Linked DNA regions of Homo sapiens: region 1 is linked to region 2. A link is an interaction called in ENCODE POLR2A ChIA-PET data of the cell type or tissue named here. Cell type or tissue: IMR-90. All regions are shown on one strand. Links, peaks and the distances in the headings refer to the core of each region. The heading gives the core; the rest is flanking DNA. Region 1 overlaps SETDB2-PHF11 (SETDB2-PHF11 readthrough). Region 2 overlaps SETDB2-PHF11 (SETDB2-PHF11 readthrough).

The links. Peaks named below come from ENCODE experiments on the same cell type or tissue, not always from the same donor. Only the 100,000 strongest peaks of a DNase experiment are listed, where the experiment ranks them.
Region 1: POLR2A ChIA-PET joins it to region 2 with 5 read pairs; 29 of 35 experiments call an interaction of 5 or more read pairs at or near these places.

What each region holds. Positions count from the first base shown.
Region 1 is chr13:49,500,253-49,506,565 of GRCh38, reverse strand. The region is part of intron 12 of SETDB2-PHF11 (SETDB2-PHF11 readthrough); the gene reads right to left. All of the region lies in intron 1 of PHF11 (PHD finger protein 11), which reads right to left. Among named protein-coding and RNA genes, the nearest start is that of PHF11, 7.5 kb to the right of the region's middle. In IMR-90, for the core only: no CTCF peak of the experiment used is centred there; a DNase peak (open chromatin) is centred at 3,475; H3K27ac peaks cover 691 bases.
Region 2 is chr13:49,447,493-49,453,805 of GRCh38, reverse strand. It overlaps SETDB2-PHF11 (SETDB2-PHF11 readthrough), which reads right to left. Exons shown (of 21, transcript NR_135324.2): 2 at 1,897-2,253. It overlaps SETDB2 (SET domain bifurcated histone lysine methyltransferase 2), which reads right to left. Exons shown (of 14, transcript NM_001160308.3): 2 at 1,897-2,253. The coding sequence starts at 1,912. Among named protein-coding and RNA genes, the nearest start is that of SETDB2-PHF11, 6.4 kb to the right of the region's middle. In IMR-90, for the core only: no CTCF peak of the experiment used is centred there; no DNase peak of the experiment used is centred there; H3K27ac peaks cover 307 bases.

The DNA.
Region 1 (6,313 bases), core at 774-5,773, 53 kb before region 2:
CTTCAAGTGGAAGGCAGGGCACTTGTTTTTATGAGAGAGTCTTAATTCCCAGAGAGACAAAATATTGGGGACCCAAGTGAAAAAGCTATTTATTTTTTATTTTTTACTATGCTAATAGAAGAAAAGAATTAATGAGTTCACTTCTAAATGCCTAATAATGAGGATAACTTCTTCTTTTTAAAATGTAGAGACAAGAGGCTTGTTCAGTTGACCAGGCTGGAGTGCAGTGGCTCACTGCAGCCTTGAACTCCCAACCTCAAGTGGTCCTCTCAAGTCACTGGGACTATAGGTGCATGCCACCAAAGCCAGCTAATTTTTTTTTTTTTTTTTTTAGAGACCGGGGTCTTGCTACCTTGCCAAGGCTGTTCTCAAGCTCCTGGCCTCAAGTGATCCTTCTGCCTTGGCATTTTCAAAGTGCTGGGATTACAGGCACGAGCTACTGTGCCTGGCCAAAATGAGGAAGACCTTTATTCAAGAAACACAACCAGGAATTTAAATACAGGCAAACCTCTCAAAACACTGCTTTGCCCATAGCAAGCTCTCAATAATAATCATTATTGTCACTACAAATGAAGAAGAAAACAATGGCATATTAAGAAATAGTGCTCTGGTTAATTATCTATTTAAAAAGTTAGAATCCTAATGCCATACTGTATTCAAAAATAAATTCTATGAGAATTAAAGACATAAATGAGCAATGTACTTTAAGTGTGCTTTAATTCAATATCATGATTAGGAAAGATACATGAAGGTAGGAAGTAGATTTTTTTTTTAAGGCGAAGAATGGAAAAAAGGAAAGAAATCTAAGGGAAGAAGAGGTAGGAAGAAAAGGCAAGAGGCAGAGAGAGGGAGAAGAAAGCCAGCTGTTGAGATCTCCACCCATGTGTCAGTAAGAGGCAAAGTTTTTGAACTGGTTATTTGCTATTTGGCCACAAGAATTCGTTTAAGATTTTTTTGCCCATTGCAATGTTCATCCTCTTACTTCCTTTGATTTTCTGTAGTAGAAAACAGCTTTTATTTATAATTTTCAAATTTTAGTTTTGAAAGAAAGATTTATTTTACCATTTAATGGGAAAAGTTTTCAATTTAGATGAGGTTAACTGCTTAAGTGATCCCTAAGTCTCTTCTGTTATCCAGATCTCTTCTCTGTCTCTTTAAGTTAGGTCTTTCATTTCACCAAGTCAGAAGGCTGCATTTGGAGCTAGCGTTTATTTCACATTCTGATCAGTTTCTTCTTTAATTTCTGTTTCTTGGATTTGGGTCCCACCTACCGGGGACACAAATTAACAGTCCCCAGCTTCCCACCAAGCAAGAAAAAAGGGTAAGATAGAGTGAAAACTGCTCAGACGGAATGAGCTAGCTGTTTTTTTCATTCATGTCTAACAACCAAAAATTTGGGAGTATCTTTTTTTTTTTTTTCATTTTTATTTATTTATTTTTTTATTATTTTTTTATTTATTTTTTATTTATCATTCTTGGGTGTTTCTCACAGTGTTTGTGTCCCTGGGTACTTGAGATTGGGGAGTGGTGATGACTCTTAACGAGCATGCTGCCTTCAAGCATCTGTTTAACAAAGCACATCTTGCACCGCCCTTAATCCATTTAACCCTGAGTGGACACAGCACATGTTTCAGAGAGCACAGGGTTGGGGGTAAGGTCACAGATCAACAGGATCCCAAGGCAGAAGAATTTTTCTTAGTACAGAACAAAATGAAAAGTCTCCCATGTCTACTTCTTTCTACACAGACACGGCAACCATCCGATTTCTCAATCTTTTCCCCACCTTTCCCCCCTTTCTATTCCACAAAGCCGCGATTGTCATCCTGGCCCGTTCTCAATGAGCTGTTGGGTACACCTCCCAGACGGGGTGGTGGCCGGGCAGAGGGGCTCCTCACTTCCTAGTAGGGGCGGCCGGGCAGAGGCGCCTCTCACCTCCCGGACGGGGCGGCTGGCCGGGCGGGGGGCTGACCCCCCACCTCCCTCCCGGACGGGGCGGCTGGCCGGGCAGAGGGGCTCCTCACTTCCCAGTAGGGGCGGCCAGGCAGAGGCGCCCCTCACCTCCCGGACGGGGCGGCTGGCCGGGCGGGGGGCTGGGGAGTATCTTTTTTTTTAGACAGAGTCTCGCTCTGTCACTCAGGTTGGAGTGCAGTGGCGCAATGATGGCTCACTGCAACCTCTGCCTCCAGGGCTCAAGTGATCCTCCCACCTCAGTCTCCCACCTCAGTAGCTGGGACCACAGATATAGGCCACCATGTCTGGCTAATTTTTGTTATTTTTTTTTTTAGAGACAGGGGTCCCATTATGTTGCCCAGGCTGGTCTCAAACTCCTAGGCTCAAGATCAGCCTGCTTGGCCTCCCAAAGTGCTGAGATTACAAGTGTGAGCCACTGCACCCAGCCTGAGAGCATTTCTTGTGTTTGAGTCACTATGTTGTGCACTCTAGACCGATGCTGTCCAACAAGAAACATATAACAAGACACAAATGTGAGCCACAGATATCACTGAAAACTTTCTAGGAGCCTCATTAAAAAAATCAAAAAGGAGGCTGGGCCTAGTGGCTCACGCCTATAATCCCAGAACTTCGGGAGGCTGAGGTGGGTGGATCACCTGAGGTCAGGAGTTCAAGACCAGCTTGGCCAACATGTCACTACTAAAAATACAAAAAAATTAGCCCAGTATGGTGGCACACACCTGTAATTCCAGCTACTTGGGAGGCTGAGGCACGAGAATTGCTTGCACCCAGGAGGCAGAGGCTGCAGTGAGCTGAAATTGTGCCACTGCACTCCAGCCTGGGCAACAGAATGAGGCTCTGTCTCAAAAACGACACAAACAAACAAACAAAAAACCCAAAAAAGAAACAGGTGAAGCTAATAATGTGCTTTATGCAACCAAATATGTCAAAGAACTTACATCCTTTCAACATTTAGTCAATATAAAAGTTATTCATTCTTTTGTACAGAGTCTTTGAAGTCCAGTGTGTATTCTGTGCTTAAAGCATGTCTCAATAGGACCAGTCACATTGTACGTGCTCAACAGCTATCTGTGGTGAGGGGCTCCTCTAGTGAATAGTAGAGCAGAGGACGTAAAGAAATGTGGTGAGATAGAACTGGTGTCTGCAAGAAGCTTACGAAATAAACAGGGAGACTAAATAGCAGTTAGGAAAATAAAATGGCAGAATTAAGTGTCACAAAGTGCAACTGCCAAGTGAGTGGGAATTCCAATACACGCTAAGGAGGTAGCCGAGGAAGTGCTCCTCGTGGGAAGGAGTATTGTCAAGGGCAGGGGCCTGGAACTGGTACAACCTGGAGAGGAGGGAAAGGTGGGGTGGGTTGGGGTATGGGCTAGGAGGAACACTGTAGAGGGAAGCAGCCATATGGGAAAAGGCCCAGAGATCGGAGCTGAGACAGTAAGGCAGCCAGGCTGAGGAGGAAAGGCTGCACAGGAAGCTGGGAAAGGATTTGAGAAACGTGTTGAAAGGCTGCCAAGGAGGATGTCTGAGCAGGAGAAGCACATGATGACAAAGTTGTTTAAGAAGGTCAATCTTGGTCGGGCACGGTGCTCACGCCTGTAATCCCTGCACTTTGGGAGGCCGAGGTGGGTGGATCACAAGATCAGGAGATCGAGACCATCCTGGCTAACATGGTGAAACCCCATCTCTACTACATTAAAAAAAAAAATTAGCTAGGCGTGGTGGTGCATGCCTGTTATCCCAGCTACTCGGGAGGCTGAGGCAGGAGAATCCCTTGGACCTGGGAGGCAGAGGTTGCAGTGAGCCAAGAATGTGCCACTGCACTGTGGCCTGGGCAACAAGAGTGAAACTCCGTCTCAAAACAAACAAACAAATAAACGTATTATCAAGGTACAGTTAGGACAGAAGGTTAGATGATGAAGTCAAAGGAAAGAACACGAAATGCAGAGAGAAGTGGATCATAATCTGGACTTACGAATGTAACATGCAGTAAGGTCACAATCCCATTTCTTCTCTAAGGCACTCATGTCCTTAGCCCATTTTTCTGTTGAATTATTATTTTCTTATTGGTTTATAACAGTCAGGGTATTAACCCTTTGTTAGTCATATATGTGGTCTTTTAACTTTGTTTATAATATTCTTTGATATACAGAATATTTAAATGTTTTACTTGATGAAATTACAACAATCATTTATTTTATGATTTCTGCTCTTGGGTGAGATGGACATAGAAAACACTTACCTCTGTTTTCTTCTAGAATTTTAATTTATTTTAATTAATCAATTTATTTATTTTGAGACAGGGTCTTGCCCTGTCACCCAAGCTTGGAGTGCAGTGGCATGATCATGGCTCACTGCAGCCTCAACCTCCCCAGCTCAAGTGATCCTCTCACCTCAGCCTCCAAAGTAGCTGGGATTACAGGTGCATGCAACCACATCTAGCTAATTTTTAAATTTTTGTGTAGAGGAGGGATCTTGCCATGTTGTCCAGGATGGTTTCGAACTCCTAGGCTCAAGTGATCCTCCCTCCTGAGCCTCCCAAAGTGCTGGGATTACAGGCATGAGGCACCATGTCCTGCCTTAATTTAATTTTAGAATTAAAATATTGGCCGGGCGCGGTGGCTCACACCTGTAATCCCAGCACTTTGGGAGGCCGAGGCGGGTGGATCACCTGAGGTCAGGAGTTCGAGACCAGCCTGACCAACATGGTGAAACCCTGTCTCTACTAAAATTACAAAAATTAGCCGGGCATGGTGGCGGACACCTATAATCCCAGCTACTCGGGAGGCTGAGGCAAGAGAATCACTTGAACCTGGGAGGAGGAGGTTGCAGTGAGCTGAGATTGCACCACTGCATGCTAGCCTGGGCGACAAGGGCGAAACTCCTCAAAAAAACAAAACAAAATGAAACAAAAAAAGAATTAAACTATTCATGAACATAGAATAAATTGTTTTGTAATGTATGAGATGGGAATCTAACTTATATTCATAATGGTTAGCCACTAATTTAAAATCTCCTTTTCATATAGTTGGATCTGTTCCTCCTGTGCTTCTGTTTTATTCCATTGAACAATGCTACACTTAAAATTTTCAATGTTTTAGAATATATGTTAATATTTGACAACACAAAGTCCCCTGCCCTAGGATGAAACTGGGGGAAAAACATCCCAATATTCTAATTACCTCAGACCCAAAATCTACTTTGATAGAATACTGTGTTCTTATTAAAGGACACTCAAAACAGACATTAAAACTTGTAAAGTACAGGCTTAAAAAAAGCCAGTGGGGCTGGGCGTAGTGGCTCACACCTATAATCCCAGCACTTTGGGAGGCCGAGGCAGGCGGATCACCTGAGGTCGGGAGTTCAAGAGCAGCCTGACAAACATGGAGAAACCCCGTCTCTACTAAAAATACAAAATTAGCCAGGCGTGGTGGTGCATGCCTGTAATCCCCGCTACTCGGGAGGCTGAGGCAGGAGAATCGCTTGAATCTGGGAGGTGGAGGTTGCGGTGAGCCGAGATCGCACCATTGCACTCCAGCCTAGGCGATGAGAACAAAACTCCATTTCAGAAAAAAAAAAACCAAAAAAAAAAAAAAACAAAAGTTGGTGACTCCCAAATTAAAAGCGATACTATCTGACAGGATATGCAGCTGCCTCTTGTTGTATAAGGGCTGAACATTTTTGTACAACATTGCTTGTTTCTGTGCACTGGGCAGAGCTGTCAAGTCACTGATACCTGAGCTGAGCTCCCAAGTACTTGGGTTCCAAGAGTCTTGGCATCTGGGAATACAGAGGTGGTTTGTATTCTCTGACAACGGGGAATACAGAGAAGAACAAGACAGACAAGACAGATATGCTGACAACACTGCTGTGCTAGACCCAGAGTTTGTCTTCAGTGCAGATGGATTAAAAACATGGGGTGGGACCCACAGGTTCTCCCTAGTGGCTTTTTCCTGCTAAATCCCCCCATATCACAGTGTCTTAATGGATTTCGGCTCTTCTAGCTCTTTTGATCTTCTAGACTGGAGGAAGTGTGTAATTCTCTGCAGTTGGAGGAGTCACACTGAGGACTTTTACACAGGCATCTCTCACTATGGGAGTCACACTGAGGACTTTTACACAGACAGGCATCTCTCACTATCTGAACTCTTGCTATGTGTTATCCGAAACTCATGGACCACATACATTTGGACAGTTTGGTATCCCTCACCATCTGAACTCAGGAACTGTACAGATTCAGAGAGGGAGGGATACCTAAAGGTGTGTCATGAAGGCTGAGGTATTTTAGGGAAGAGCCCATTGGTTTTCATCAGTAGCTGGGACCAAGAATAGTCAGCAGGGCTTT
Region 2 (6,313 bases), core at 579-5,578:
ATCATTCAGACCTTGGTTTCTAATACCATTTTCCAATAAAAATATTGACAGGTTATTCAAGAAATGGCTCACTCTAAGATGCGTAAGAAATATACGAGAGCAATCTAGAGCAATCTTCGAGTGCCAAAAGGGAAGTGCTATAAAACAAAGACAAATAAAAAATACCTACACTGATGACGGTATATCAAAGGGACACAAGAGCCAACTGAGCAGGACATGGTGGTTCATGCCTGTAATCCCAGCGCTTTGGGAGGCTAAGGCGGGTGGATCACTTGAGGTCAGGAGTTCGAGACCAGCCTGGCCAATATGGTGAAACCCCCATCTCTACTAAAAATACAAAAATTAGCTGGGCGTGGCGGCACACACCTGTAATCCTAGCTACTCAGGAGGCTGAGGCAAGAGAATTGCTTGAACCCAGGAGGCAGAGGTTGCAGTGAGCCAAGATTGCGCTGCTGCACATGAACCTGGGCAACAGAGTGAGACGCCATCTTAAAAAAAAAAAGAAAAAAAAGAGCCAACTGAAAGAGCTCCCAATAGCCAAACCCGGGACAATTTGAAAAACAAAATAAATAAAGTAGTACTGGCTTGTAACTCAAAAAGTATAAAATAAATAGCCATGAGTCCATGCTGATATAAATGATTAACTGAATAAATAAACAGGGAAGAAGAGAGAGAGATAAATCTCCCCTGCAGAAATATTCCAAATATAATTAACGTAGATATTCCACATTTAAGGAGGGGGAGCATAAATCCCCACTCCTTAACTGTGGGCTACCTATAGTGATTTATTTCCGAAGAGTATAGCAGGGAATGGGAGAAAAAGAGTAACTTTACAGTGGAGAAATTTGATACCACCACCTACATTAGCCAGCTCAAGCTCTGTTGATCAAGTTCAATATCAACTCTGAGAAATCATGCTGACAGCATGTACCCTTGATATGATGTGATGAAAATGACATTTTACCTCTGAGATCACACTCCCCAAAACCCATCGCTCCAGTCAAATTATGGAAAAACATCAGACAATAATTCCAACAGAGGGGCATCTTACAAAATATTTGGATACAAAATCCCAAAAAAATAAAAAACAAGAAAAGTCTCAGAAACTATCACAGCTAGGAGGAGCCTAAGCAGACATGACAAGTAAATGGAATGTGGTGTCCTGGATGGGATCTTGGAATGGAAAAAGACATCAGGTAAAAACTAACGTGAATATACTATGGACTTCAGTTAATAATAATGTGCCAATATTGGTTCATTAATTGTAACAAATGTAGCATCCAAATGTAAAATGTTAATCATAGATAAAGCTAAGTACCAGGTTTACTGGAACTCTGCAATCCTCTCAATTTTTCTGTAACACTAAAAGTATTTTGGCCAGGTGCAGTGGCTCACCTATTTTGGCCAGGTGCAAGTGCTGTAATCCTAGCACTTTGGGAGGCCAAGGTGGACAGATCATGAGGTCAGGAGTTTGAGACCAGCCTGACCAACATGGTGAAACCCCATCTCTACTAAAAATACAAAAAATTAGCTGGGCATGGTGGCACATGCCTGTAATCCCAGCTACTCAGGAGGCTGTGGCAGGAGAATCGCTTGATCCCAGGAGGCAGAGGTTGCAGTGAGCCAAGATTGTGCTACTGCACTACAGCCTGGGCGACAGAGACTCCATCACCAAAAAAAAAGAAAAAAAAAAAAGTTTACAAAAAAGTCAATTTTTTCACAACTAATGATAAAGACAGTCAAAATTGGTGGCTATACAAGAATAAACCCTTAATTCCCTCTAATTCAGAAAAGTTCCTCGCAATGCAAAACCTTGACAATTCCACATCAGCTTACATTGTCTATATACTTTTATACTTTTAGATATAAAGTGTAACAGTGTGTTCTTCAACCTACCATTTTTTTCTCCCATCTTTTGATGTCGCTTATAAATATAAAATGCTTCAAAATTAGGTTTATCAAATCACTTTGATTGCAGAATATCACTGGAATCCAACTGTGGTCTCTATAAAATTTGCAGTCCTCAGACAAAATACATCATTATACCATTCTAAACCTGGTATCCTTTGATACTTGAATTTTCAAATAGAAATTGTGGCTGAAGAAACTTTCAGAAATGAGTGACAGTCCAACCAAAAGACAAGTCCATGAATCTTCTCACGTAAATATTTGTAGTGGTATCAGATCATTAACATTATCTTTTTAAAAATAAAAACCAACTCCATCTTTTGGTCCACAAATGGATGAAACATTCTGTAAGGAAAACAATAAAGAATAGTGCATATTTGTAAAGGACCACATATATATATATATATATATATATATATGTATATATAAGGAAATAAGATATTGTTATAACAGCTTGATCTTTTAAAACAGCATGAACCATTACAAAAAAACATTATGTTATCTGGAAAAAATATGTAAAGTATCAAAATTAGAAATAATAGAGAAGGCCCACCCAATCCTATCACCCATATTTAATATATTTGTATTTATATTACTATCTCCATTTTATAAGTCTTTTATAAACCTTTTAAAAAGGGGATAATACTAACTATCTCACAGGTTGTTCTGAGGACAAGACTTAATTACATATAATGTGCCTGACATACGAAAGATTCAAGGAATACTACCAATTATTGTTATTCTTTCAGAATGTAGTTTTAAAACAAAAATTTGGATTGTAGTATATTTAATTTTTTATAATCTTTCATTAAAAACATTTCCTGCATTTTCCTCCATCACTAATATTTTTGTATAATACAACTGGCTGTATAACATACTTTGGTCAATAACGCATACATTATAGTACATTAAATATTTTAATAATTAAATTTTAATAAAAATATTAATTAATAATATAAACCTCTATATTCGATATTTAGATTGTTTTCCTTTATAGATTAATTTTTAGTATAATAAATAATGCTAAAATAAATATACTTTATACATATCTCTGGCAATTTCCCTAGGATAACATATCTGGAGGTAGAATAATAGGTCAAAAATAGATCAACAATTTTAATTCTCAAGATGTTAGTCAAGATACTGTAAATTCTTCTGCCACTTCCACACCAAACCATGGAAATGTTAGGAGATTTAAAATATATATATATAGCCATGCTGAAAACAAAAAGGGAACTCTCTAAGGGCCAAGTCAGTAAGGCCCTTCTGGGGAAAGGAAACAGATGGGAAGCTATAGAGATGATGGCAACCACAATCACAACAGCAAAACGATGGGCAGGAATCCTCTCAGAGGAGATTAATGCACAACTGAGAGTCCTCAAATATCTGAAGAAGGCTACACTATGAAAGAGACTGAGCTAAAGAAGGAAATCTCATCCATGAAATAACACACAATTTTGAAAAAAAGCCAGTTAGCTATCTTGGATATAAAAACAGTTGTTGAAATAAACTCAATAGATGACTGAATGACAGAACAGACTAACATGAAGAGCCAGTTAGTAAGCTGGAAGACTGAGTTGAGTAATTCACCAAGAACACAGAGCAAGGAAACAAGAGGAGGCAAAAAATTGAGAAAATGGAGAGGAGGCAATAATGAGCAAGAATTTCTCAGAACTGGAAAACACATAAGCAAACTGAATCCACTGAGTACCAACCAGGATAAAATTCTTAACACACATCGCTAGACAAACCGTGACTAACTTCAGAATATCAAAAACACAAAGTCTTAGATGTTTCCAGAAAAATGTAGATTATCTAAAAGGAAGGTGTATTAGACTAGTAATGAGATTTCTCATCAGAAATGTCAGATGCAAAATGTTAAAGCAAAGTCAGTATGAACCCAGAACTCTATATCCAGCCAAGCTATCTTTCCATACTAAAGATGAAAAAAAGACATTTGCAGACATTCAAAGAGTCACTCAGAGACTGTGAAAGAAATAAGTATCTGATGATGAAAAATGAACCTATAAGAAAGCACTGAGGTATACGTAGCAATAGTGAGCAAATAAATGAGTAAAACACATTAATGTTAAATGTAAACTGAATTTAATAACAAATGAAAGAAAAATTCTTAAAGATATCATGAGAGATTATGTTCTTTTCTGGAGGAGAGATGGAAGGGATTGTTTCAAGATGAGAGAAAGCAAAGTAGAAGCATGCTAACTTCTTCTTTACAGGGGCCTTATCAAAACTGACTAAATGTACACTTTGTTAAGAAAACATAAATTTAAGAACTGTGAAATGTAAAGTTAATCAACTTAAAAAAAAATGAACAAAGAAAACTTGGGGCTAACCTCAATTAAAAATAAAAGTGATGCCAGCGCTTTGGGAGGCTGAGGTGGGTGGATCACCTGAGGTCAGGAGTTCAAGACCAGCCTGGCCAACATGGCGAAATCCCATCTCTACCAAAAATACAAAAATTAGCTGGGTGTGGTGGTGTGTACCTGTAATCTGGGCTACTTGGGAGGCTGAGGGAGGAAAATTGCTTGAACCTGGGAGGCAGAGGTTGCAGTGAGCCGAGATCACGCCACTGTACTCCAGCCTGGGCAACAGAGCAAGACTCTGTTCCAAAAAACAGGTGGAAAAATAAGATATAAAAGATACAAAGAGAAGCTTGTTAAATAATGACAAGAATAAGGCCAAAATATGTCAATAATCACAATAAAGGTGAATTACCTATTAAAGGGCAGACTCTCAGATTGGATGGCAAGCAAAACCCAGATATGATATTTTAAAATAAGAGACCCACTTAAATTACACAAAATGTCACAGCAAGGCTGAAAACGAAGAGACTGGAAAAAGACATCTGCAATTATAAGAAGAAACGTATCAAATAAGAGTTGAATATGAAAATCAATAAAAGACACAAATATTTTATGCTGACAGAACAATTCACCAGATTTAATATTCATGACCCTTTATGTACAAATAACATCACTCTGAAATATATAAAGCAAAATTAAAAGGAAAATGCACAGATCCACAATTTGGTGATGAAGTAACAAATCTAAGGAACTGAGATAAAGTGGGTAAAAAACCAGAGTATAAAGGATTTAAATGACAAATTAACAAGCTTAATCCAAAAAATATATAGAACCCTGCACCCAACAGAAAATACTTCTTGTGGGAGGAAAAGCATGAAATTTACAAAAACTATTATGAGACCAAAAGGAATTATCAACAAATTCCAAAAGACTGTTTACACAGAGCATAGTCACTGAATGTAGTAAATCAACCCCCCACCCCATACTACCTGCGGAAATTAAAAAATCAAATTTCCCAAATAATGTATATGGTTTACAGAAGAAATCAAAGGAGAAATTTAAGAACATTTAGAAATGGTGATCGGTTGAAGTAATACATTTCAAAGCCTGAAGGATTTTGCCAAAGCAGCATGCCAAGAGATATTTAGGCCTTAAATAAATTTTATTAGCAAAATGAAAATATTGACTTAAACATTCAATTAAAGAAGCTGGGAAAAAAGCAACAAAATAAATAATAACAAATGAAGATAGATCTCTAGCTACTGAAGAGATTTTAAACATTTTAAAATTCAGACAGTTTTATGTCAATGAACCTGAGCACAGACGAACTGAACAATTTTCTAGGAAAATATAAATTACCAAATAGGCTCAAAACACTGAAGATATTACTAGAGATGTGTGCCACACATCCCCACCCCTCACTGCTAGTTCACTAGGTCCATTAAGTTTTACAGATGAATTGTACAAAACTTTCAAAGAATAGATAATTTTTATCAAACACAAACCTGTTCTGAAGCAGGAAAAATATGGGAAGCTACTCAACTTTTTCTTAAGCAGTTACTCAATTTTTTTTTATGAGATATGAAATTTTTTTCACTGCTAGTACACTAGGTCCATAAACTTTTACAGATGAATTGTACAAAACTTTCAGAGAACGGCTAATTTTTATCATATACAAACTGTTCTGAAGCAGGAAAAATATGGGAAGCTACTCAACTTTTTTTTATGAGATAAGTATAACCTTGACATGCAAGAAAAAAACTCAAGGCCCAAATCACTACTGGGTCTTAGACACAAAAATACTGAATAAAGGTATCCAGCAGTAGAATAAGAATGTATTACCAAAATAGTTTATCCCAAGAATACCTAAAAAGTTTAACATGAAAAGTTTATCAATGTGAATGCTTATATTAACAGGCAAAGGGAGGAAAACTATCACTTCATGCAGAAAAACAAAACAATTCAATATAAAATTATTCCATGGAAGGTGGGGGGGCCCCTTAGCAAATTAGGAAAAAAGAGAACTTTCTTATTCTGATCGAGGCTATCTACCAAAACATCCTACTCAATGACAGCAAACA